Linked DNA regions of Homo sapiens: region 1 is linked to region 2. Evidence: read pairs that join two places in POLR2A ChIA-PET (ENCODE). Cell type or tissue: B cell. All regions are shown on one strand.

Region 1 (5,000 bases), 75 kb before region 2:
GAGACGGGGTTTCACCGTGTTAGCCAGGATGGTCTTGATCTCTTGACCTCGTGATCCGCCCACCTCAGCCTCCCAAAGTGCTGGGATTACAGGCGTGAGCCACTGCGCCCGGCCCATAATCATTCTTATCGTCCAATGATATATCTAAATCGGTGTTTCTCACTATCAAATTTTTACACAATTTCTACTTTTGTGCCCAGTAATCTATCATTAGCACTGCTTTCAGGGACAAAAATGGGATTTGTAATACAGAATACCTCAAAACTATGCACATATAAAACAAACATGCTATAAATAATAATAATGGCCGAGTTAAAATATTCATCTGTTGATGATCAGCACAGCTAAATCCCTTGCTCTGGAGTATACTTTGTCCCTATCCATAAAGTTCATAAGTTTCAAGTTTCAAGCAGAAGAGTTTCAAAGGATTTATAAGACCATATAAAGACTTTCTGTCCTATAGATTTATACCCTAAAATCATGATATTTTTGGATTATAGAATAAAAGAACACCAAACTCTTAAAGAAATTGCATAAGCAACTGAATAAGCAATATCAACATGTTTTCAAACTATACTTCTGGACAGGATTTCTATCTTTTGCTTGATGTCCCAGAGTGACAGTATCAAAGGAGATACATAAAAATGCTTAATACAGCATTAGCTAATATTTATACATCCCTAGTTTTATGCTTTGTCCCATCATCCATTTGTTTTCAAATTCACTGTTTCTATAAAAGGTCATGATTGGCTTAGAAATCTGAATAACAAAGCAAATTATTATTTGCCAGTCAAAAATAATTTAGTGACGGTCATATGTAGTTTAGTCAAAGGAAATAAGATAGCTCAAAAATACTAAAAGTAAAACTCAAACAGGTAGACTTCAGTCTCACATTCATAAGGCATTCTTGATTTCTTTCTTTTTTTTAATTTGAGACAGGGTCTTACTCTGTTGCCCAGGTTGGAGTGCAGTGGCATGATCTCCACTCACTGCAACCTTCGCCTCCTGGGCTCAAGCGATCCTCCCACCTCAGCCTCCCAAGTAGCCTGGACTACAGGCACCTGCCACCATGCCCAGCTAATTTTTGTATGTCTTTGTAGAGATGGGGTTATACCATGTTGTCCAGGCTGATCTTGAACTCCTGAACTCAAGTGATCTGCCTGCCTTGGCCTCCCAAAGTGCTGGGTTTACAGGCAAGAGCTACCATGCCTGGCCTTGATTTATTTCTTTAAAAGAAAGAGCAACTTGACATAAACTCTACCTGAAATTCTGTAGTCTCTTAAGTGAGCAATATCTTCTCTCTGCCATTTGGCATAAAAGCTACCCAAGGCTATATAATAATATTCACATCTAACACTGCAAAAGCCTTTTCAAGATAGGCTTTCTTATAACTTTTCAAGAATGGAGACTGAGTTTAGTATGCATTATTTAAATATTTGAAAGTTAGATTAATGGAGAAATTAAGTGTTAATAAAAGGGTTATTATTACCAAATCATACCTAACAAAGTACACATTTTATTATCTTAACAGCTGACAACAGTGCTTCTTTTAGGAAAGAAATACTTTTTGTTTGGGAAAAGACTTGGAAAAGTCTCTTAAGGTAGAAGGTAAGGCCTCATAGCATCAAAAAGAAGGCTAAACTGCTCTGCAAGAGACAGGGAAATAACTGTTTTTTCTTTCTCCTAAAAGGGAGAGGGAAGAGAGAGAGGTCTCATGGTGATGGCAGGAGCTCAGAGAGAACACCAGAAATCTGCAAAAATCATAAGGAGGGTTTTGGCTTCCCCATATGAAACCTTCACATGCAACTGAAGGTTTACAGCAACTATTTCACTCTTGAAGGGTCTGGACACTCAGCTGACACTTGGGTTAGACATATTAAAATATTACTTCACAAGGGCAGTTGCTGTCAATAATTTATATTCCAGGATATTAATAAAATATAGTTACCATATTTTTTATTTTTCAACAGAAAATTATGTCCTTTTGACTAAAGTAACGATTAAAAAAGGAAAAAAAACAAGTATAGGTCTTCAAAAATGAGGAATGCAGAGTAAATGGCATCATAGAATTCATGGATTTCCTGTTCTCTTAACCAAAAATGGGGGAATACATCTCAAGCAGAGGCATTTTATACAATAGAATCTGTGGGTACTAAAATATGTACTGTACTTCTAGAAACAAATAAATCCTTCCTGAACAAGTCAGAAAGAATTTTCTTTCAATGATGACTGGCAAAATTTAGGCGCTAGTTTCAATAAAAAGACACCATTGGCCGAAAACCTGGAAATACTTCACAGAAGATTAGAAACAGACTGAATAGATGACAATTGTGCTAACAGATTTAAGAATATTTCTGTATAATCTGCTCTTCAGAATTTATCCTCAAATCAAATAGCTAGGAAGACCCCTTGAAATGGCACTTTCACATAGCAGTAAGGAAAATACAAATTTTAAAAACAGCAACAAGTCAAGAAGAGGTAGAAAATCTATGTCCTCATTTCTCTTTGTCCTCTCTAACAATAAAACACAAATTTGCTTTTGGTGGCTTAAGATGACTCTAAATCCTTCAGTTATTTAAAAATTATAGTCCTTAAGGCCTTCAGAAGCAGAAGTCCCCATATGATCAGTGTCAAAAGAAAAACTATAGGCAATATAGCTCTTCAAGTCAACGAAGTAATCAGTGGCACCAGGACGTGCAATCTTATATGACCAGAACAGAGGGTAACTTAAAATGGCGGTGAGTGATGGTCAGGATGGAGTATTATAAACACATATAATTCTAGATTTATTCTAGAATTATCTGCATATTAAAGACATACCTATTTTAGTAATGTAATTCTACTAGGCGAGAGACTTTCTAATTACAGTATGTTTAGACATAAGACTCATTGTTTTTCAAAACCAGTTGTCACAGACAACTCAAGGGCTTTGAAGATAAGGTTACTTTTTGAGGGAGAATTAACATGCAATAGACGCCTTTGGTTTGCCCATGAACTTCAGGGCAAATAAGAACAGGTAAATTTTTTGAGATATGGCTACTGGCTATCTGCAATCCAGGAGGTTATTAGATTCAGAGCTTGAAGGCTATAATAAATAGGAGGCTGTGGAAATTTGAGAACTCTCTTCCTCTACCTGCGTTTAATGGCTATTCTCCCCAGTTCTTCAGGATTCTCTCATGGGCCCTCTCTCTCTCCTTCTCTCCTCTGGAATCTCATCTACTTCAAAGGCCTCAATTTCCAACTACACTATAGTTACTCTCCAAGTCTCTATCTTCAACCCAAATTGGCATTTTGTGATTTTATACTGGAAATCTCAGTATCAATTTATAATCATTACCATAAATCCACCACATTCTAAACTGAACTCATTTTTCCTTCTCCCATTAAATATTTTTCTTTTTCTGCTTCACTAACTAGTTGATATCACCAATTCACCTGATCAGCAGAGCCAAAAATCTAAGAGTCATCCTTCCTTTCCTAAATACCTGCTTTCTATATAGTCACCAGTTCTGTCAATTTATTTTTCAAGCCTATTGCTACGGCCCTAGTTTAATCCTTCTCTGTCCGTGGCCATAGTTTCCTACCGTGTCCTCCAGTCTTAACCCTCTCTACTCTGAGCTGATGTGGCTCTTAGAACGCATACTGCTATTCTGCACACCCTCCCTACTCTCAGCATACCGGTCCTTATGCTTCAAATGTCCTCTACCTCTAAATGTACACACAAACCTAGCAACTTGGTTTTTCATGCAGACTTTCTTATAAGGGAAAAATATACTAACTCTATGGGGACCCAAATATGTAGTCCACTTGGCAGTTGTACTGTATATCAAGATCACACATCCTGGCTTATTTATTATTCTTTAATGTATTTGATTAGTGTATCATTTTCTCAGGGCCTTATCAACTCAGTACAGTGAGAAAACTTCAGTTTCCAGACCTACACAATTGAAGAGGAGACACCACTACCCTGTGAAACTTTTCCTGAGCAAAAGGAACTAGCTCTTTGACACTGAAAGCAAAAATCAAAACATTTTAGTGAAATTCGTGCCTTTACTGAACAATAAAACAAACGAAACTAGCACTCCGAAGGTTTTGAAGACCAGCTAATGATGGTAAACAATTTATGATAAAGACACAAGGGCCTTCTGTGTTTCAAATGAAATGCATATGATAAAGAAATATGTTCTCAATTCTGTTGCAAATCAGTCTTTCCTAATAATAGTTAGCTGATTGAGTACTTACTAGGTGCCAGGCATCATGTTAAATGCTTTCTGTGTATGATTACCTCCTTTAATCCTCACAATTCCATGAGGTGAATGTTATTACTGTCATCATTTTACAGACAAGAAAATTAAGGCTTAGAGGTTAATTACTTGTCCATACTAAGAGCCAGGAATAAAACCCAACTATGTTTTTCCAAAGCTGAGGCCTCTATCCTCTGAGCTTTACTAGCAAGGGACTGGAGTGTGAGGATAGTAGTGTGTGTGTAGTTTGCAAAAGCCTCAGATAATTCTACTACAATCCTATGTCTCTACTCCACTTTTTAAAAACACATAGTGGTTACTGAATATAGAAGAAGAAGAAAAAAAACAAGTAATCCGCTCCCCCCAACCATTTGTTCTTGAGCAATTTATATTTGCTTTTAGAAATGACTTATCTGGTTCCAGAGTTGGGTGTATTTACAGTGAGGCAGAATAATCTGTGTGTGTGTTGTATGTACATCACACAATTCTTAATGAGACAACTCCAAATCTGACTTTGGTTCTGTTTTTAAGTGGGTAATTCTACAATATCAAGAAAATAATACAGATGTATTACCATAAATTGGGAAGCATTCTGTTACTTGTTTTGAACTGCTAAAAGTAGTAAATGGAACATAGATAAAAAATAAATCTCTATTCCAATAAATTAAGTCTACCTCTATCTTAGTATCTGGCAAATGACAGGCATTCAATAAATATCTGTTAAATGAATGAATCAGGCTGTAGTCAAATTACATC
Region 2 (5,000 bases):
GAGCCTCAGAGTTTGAGGCTGCAGTGAGCCATGATCGCACTCATAATCTCCACTCCAGTGGCATTGTGAAGTATTTGTCCTTTCGTGATGGGCTCATTTCACTTAGCATAATTCCTCAAAGTTCATCCATGCTCTAGCATGTGACGAGATTTCTTTTTTTTTTTTAAGGTTGAATAACATTCCATTGTATTTATATACCACAGTTTCCTTATCTGTTCATCTAAGGATATCTGTGATGTTTCTACCTCTTGGGTATTGTGAATAATGTTGCAGTAAACATGGGTGTGCGAAATTTCTTCAAGGTCCTGTTTTGAATTCTTTTAGATATATACCCAGAAATAGGTATGTATCTATGTATCAGAAATAGGATCACATGATAATTCTATTTTTAATATTTTGAGGCACCTCCATGTTGTTTTCCATAGTGGCTGCATCATTTTACATTTCCACCAACAGTGCACAAGGGTTCCAATTTCTCCACATCCTCACCAACACGTTATTTTCTTTTCTTTTGATAGAGGCCATCCCAGTGGGTGGGAGGTGATAATTCACTGTGGTTTTGATTGGCATTTGTCTTATGATTTGTAATGTTGAGCATCTTTTCATATGCTTATTGGCCATTTGTATAGCTTCTTTGGAGAACTCTCCATTTTTTAACTGTGTTGTTTTTTGTTGGTGTTGAGTTGTAGAAGTTCCTTATATATTCTGGATATTAACCCCTTATCAGATATATGATTTGCAAATGTTCGCTACCATTCCATGGATTACCTTTTTACTCTATTGTTTCCTTGATGCAAGAAGTTTTTAAGTTTGATGTAGTCCCACTTGTCTATTTTTACATTCAGTTTTAAATGCTCTGAAACTTAGACCCCTCAAACCACTTCTGGATAAAGACTTTACCAGTTTTCTCATGAAAAGAGATAAGATATCTATACTAAAACCATGTTCTATTTGTCACTTAAGTGGAAACTCCAAATAGTGTTATTTTACATAGTAAATTATGTGATTAAAAACAATTATTTACTTTTCATTATTTTCATGCTTAGAAATTTTACTATCTTATTTTTCTTCTCAAAATATTTGTTAATTTTTAAATGAATCTATTTGTCATTCATTCACTTATTAAGTAATTATTTAACAAAAATATGGAGCAGCTATTATAAACCAGGCACTCTCCCAAGTTTTAGATCACAACTGTTCTCTCCTTCCATTCCTTACTCCCCAAATGGGGTAACCTTTAAGTACAATCAACCCTAATATATAATATATACATTTAATTTTAAAGATATCGCTGCATTTTATGAAGTTTGCCTTAGAAATAATATACTTTATTTTAAATAGGAAATACAGTGGCTCATTTAACTAGGAATTCTAAGGGATGGGCATGGCTGGCTCCAGGGACTTAATGTGATCAGGACACTCTCTCTCCATGTTGGCTTTTACAGGCATTCTCTCTTCATCTGGTAGGAAATTACCACTGCTAGCTCTTGGTTTAAAAGAATAAGGGGTCGGGGATGTGGCTCACACCTGTAATCATTTGGGAGGCCAAGGTGGGCTGATCACCTGAGGTCAGGAGTTCAAGACCAGCCTGGCCAACATGGTGTAACCCTGTCTCTACTAAAAATACAACAATTAGCCAGGTGTGGTGGTGTGCGCCTATAGTCCCAGCTACTCGGGAGGCTGAGGCACGAGAATTGCCTGAACCTGGGAGGAGGAGGTTGCAGTGAGCCAAGGTTGCACCACTGCACTCCAGCCTAGGTGACAAAGCAAGACACTGTCTCAATAAATAAATAAATAAAAATAAAAGAATAAGAACACCCTGTCTTAATATTTTTAATTAAATTATATGCTCATCCTTGTAGCCTCTGAGGCAGTGTCAAGACTGCTAACCACACTAGGGATTGGGGCTGGGACAGGGGTGAAACCCTCAGGAAGGGATGCTGACAGACAAGAATAAGTTGACTATAGGGAAAAGGTAATAAATTGCATTGAGACAATTGCCTATCCATTTCAGCAAAGATATTGGTAAGTTCTTACGTCATATTAAAAAAAATCATAGATAGATTAAATAGTTAAACATAAAAACCATATGCTATAAAAGTACTAGAAAAACATATAGGAGAATACTGACATAACCTAAGGACCTTCTAAACAAGATATAAACCAACAGCCAAAAAGGAAAAGGTGTTGAATTTGACCACATAGATGTTTAAAAATACCTTTGACCTCAAAGAAGTTAAAAAACATAAATAGCAAACAGCATAGATAATGTATTGTTATCCAAAACATATAAAGCATTTTCACATGTAAGTAAGCAAACACAACCCGACTTGTAAATATGGGCAGAGATTATAAACAAATAACAGAACTACAAATAGATAATAAACACATGAAAATTGTTCACTCATTAATAATCAGGAAAATGCAAATTAAAGTATCAGTGGACTATTATTTTGTGCATCAAATTCTTAAAAACGAAAATGTGAGTGTGGGATGAGTACTTTCTAGCGTTTTGATGCAAATGCAAATTAGCATATCTATTTTAAAGCATAATCTGGCAGTATCAAAATAAATACGCTTGTACCCTCTGATCCAACGATTCTACTTTTCGTACTTATCCTATACTTACACAGGTGAGTAAAGTTAATACTTACCGTTTAGCAAGTGTCTATTATGTTCCAAGCCCTTTAAAATTCTTTGAAAGAGGTGATAGGTAGTATACTCATTTTGCAGATGAGAAAACTGAAACTCAGATGTAAACTGCCCAAAGTTATAGGACCATGGAAGAATCTGGATTTAAACCTAAATATTTCTGCCTGTAAAATCCAAGGTCTTTTTACTGTATCATACGAGTTCTCTTACTACCACCAAACGCTACCTTTCATTGCTAAGTAAAATTAATTTCCCCATCTCTCCTCACCTTTTTTTCATCCTGACTTTTGGGGAAATGATTTAGGGTCCAGTCACTGTCAGGGTTTAAGTAAAAGCTAATTAAGCTATATCTTGAAAGGCTTAATTTATGAACGGGCTCTAAAAATGTGAAGGAACTATTGAAAGACTGTCACCTGAATCAGCTATGAGTTGAAAGAGATGTTATCAGTCCTTTCCAATTCAGATTTAGTACTCCAGAAGTTTGCCTCAAAATACTGCATTTCTATAACACACTGTCTACCTTGGCTCATTAAAAAAAAAAAAAAAAAAAAAAAAAAAACTCTTCTTTTAACTTCAAACAACTCCGAAGATTGTTTTCCCACAGAATTCTAAAGATTTTGTGACTTGTTTGTGAAGCAATTAACTTGGACTTTCAGAAATTTGTTCTAGAACTCTGAGATGTCTTCAGTTTACAAGTCTGTTGCCCTAGGTGATAGATTCAATCTTTTAAGTCTGTTGATTGTATATACTGGAATATATGTTTAGTGGGTTACAAACCCAATTTATCTTTTTCAATTTAATTTTGTTTTATATGTTGGGTATGGCTCTGACTACCACTCCTAAGAAAAACATCTTAGGTAAGTTTTCTTTTTCGTTAAAATATTTGACAATGATCTTTCTTTTTAAAAGTTAAGCTTTTTATTTTGAAATAAATGTAAATTAATGTGCAGTTGTAAGAAATAACAGAGAGAGCTCATGTTCTCTTCCTTATTCAGCTTTCTTCAATAGTAACATCTTTCAAAACTGTAGTACAATTTCACAACCAGGATATTGACATTATACAGTTAAGACCTAGACATTTCCACAAGGACCTCTAATATCCTTTTATAATCTCACCATTTCCTTCCTGCCCCCATCCCCTATTAATGTCTGGTAACCACTAATCTGTTCATTTTTTATAATTTTGTCATTTCAAGAATGTTATATAAATGGAATCATACAGTGTGTAACATTTTGGGATTGTCTTTTTTTTACTCAGCATAAATCTCTAAAAATTCATCCAGGTTGTTGTATATATAAATAGTTTATTCCTTTTTATTGCTGAGTATTATTCCATTGTATGGATGTACCAAAGTTTATTCACCAGTTAAAGGACATCTGGGTTGTGTTCCAGTTTGGAGCTATTATGAATAAGGCTGCTATGAACATTGTATATAGGTATTTTTATGAACATGTAAGTCTTAATTTCCCTGGAATAAATGCTCAAGAGTGCAATTGGTGGGTCATAGGGTAGTTGCATGTATAGTTTTTTTAAAGAAACTGAATAAAAGGCAAGATGGTTTACTAGGAGAACACATGGACACAGGAAGGGGAACATCACACTCTGGGGACTGTTGTGGGGTGGGGGGAGGAGGGAGGGATAGCTTTAGGAGATATACCTAAAGCTAAATGATGATTTAATGGGTGCAGCACACCAGCATGGCACATGTATACATATGTAACTAACCTGCACATTGTGCACATGTACCCTAAAACTTAAAGTATAATAATAATAAAATAAAAAAAAAGAAAAATAAAAAAATAAAAAAAAGAAACTATCAACAGAGTAAACAGACAACCTACGGAATGGGAGAAAATATTCACAAACTACGAGTCTGACAAAGGACTAATATCCACAACCTATAAGGAATGTAAACAATTGAACAAACAAAAAACAATCTCATAAAAAGTGAGGAAAAGACATGAATAGACACTTCTCAAAAGAAGACATACAAGCAGCAAACATATTTAAAAATGCTCAGCATCACTAATCATCAGAGAAATGCAAATCAAAGCCACAATGAGACACCATCTTACACCAGTCAGAATGGCTATTATTAAAATGTCAGAAAACAATAGATGTTGGCAAGGCTGCAGAGAAAAGAGAATGCTTACACACTATTAGTGGGAATGTAAATTAGTTCAGCCGCTGTGGAAAGCACTTTAGGAATTTCTCAAAGAACTGAAAATAGAACTACAATTTCAGCCAGCAGTCCCATTACCAGTTATATATCCAAAGAAAAATAAATTGTTCTACCAAAAAGACATATGCATTTGTATGTTCATTGCAGCACCATTCACAATAGCAA

What was found. Peaks named below come from ENCODE experiments on the same cell type or tissue, not always from the same donor. Only the 100,000 strongest peaks of a DNase experiment are listed, where the experiment ranks them.
Region 1: POLR2A ChIA-PET joins it to region 2 with 6 read pairs; 2 of 35 experiments call an interaction of 5 or more read pairs at or near these places.

What each region holds. Positions count from the first base shown.
Region 1 is chr2:201,434,143-201,439,142 of GRCh38, forward strand. The region is part of intron 1 of TRAK2 (trafficking kinesin protein 2); the gene reads right to left. Among named protein-coding and RNA genes, the nearest start is that of TRAK2, 15 kb to the right of the region's middle. In B cell, no CTCF peak of the experiment used is centred here; no DNase peak of the experiment used is centred here; H3K27ac peaks cover 1,026 bases.
Region 2 is chr2:201,508,663-201,513,662 of GRCh38, forward strand. All of the region lies in intron 13 of CATSPERT (catsper channel auxiliary subunit tau), which reads right to left. Among named protein-coding and RNA genes, the nearest start is that of STRADB, 59 kb to the left of the region's middle. In B cell, no CTCF peak of the experiment used is centred here; no DNase peak of the experiment used is centred here.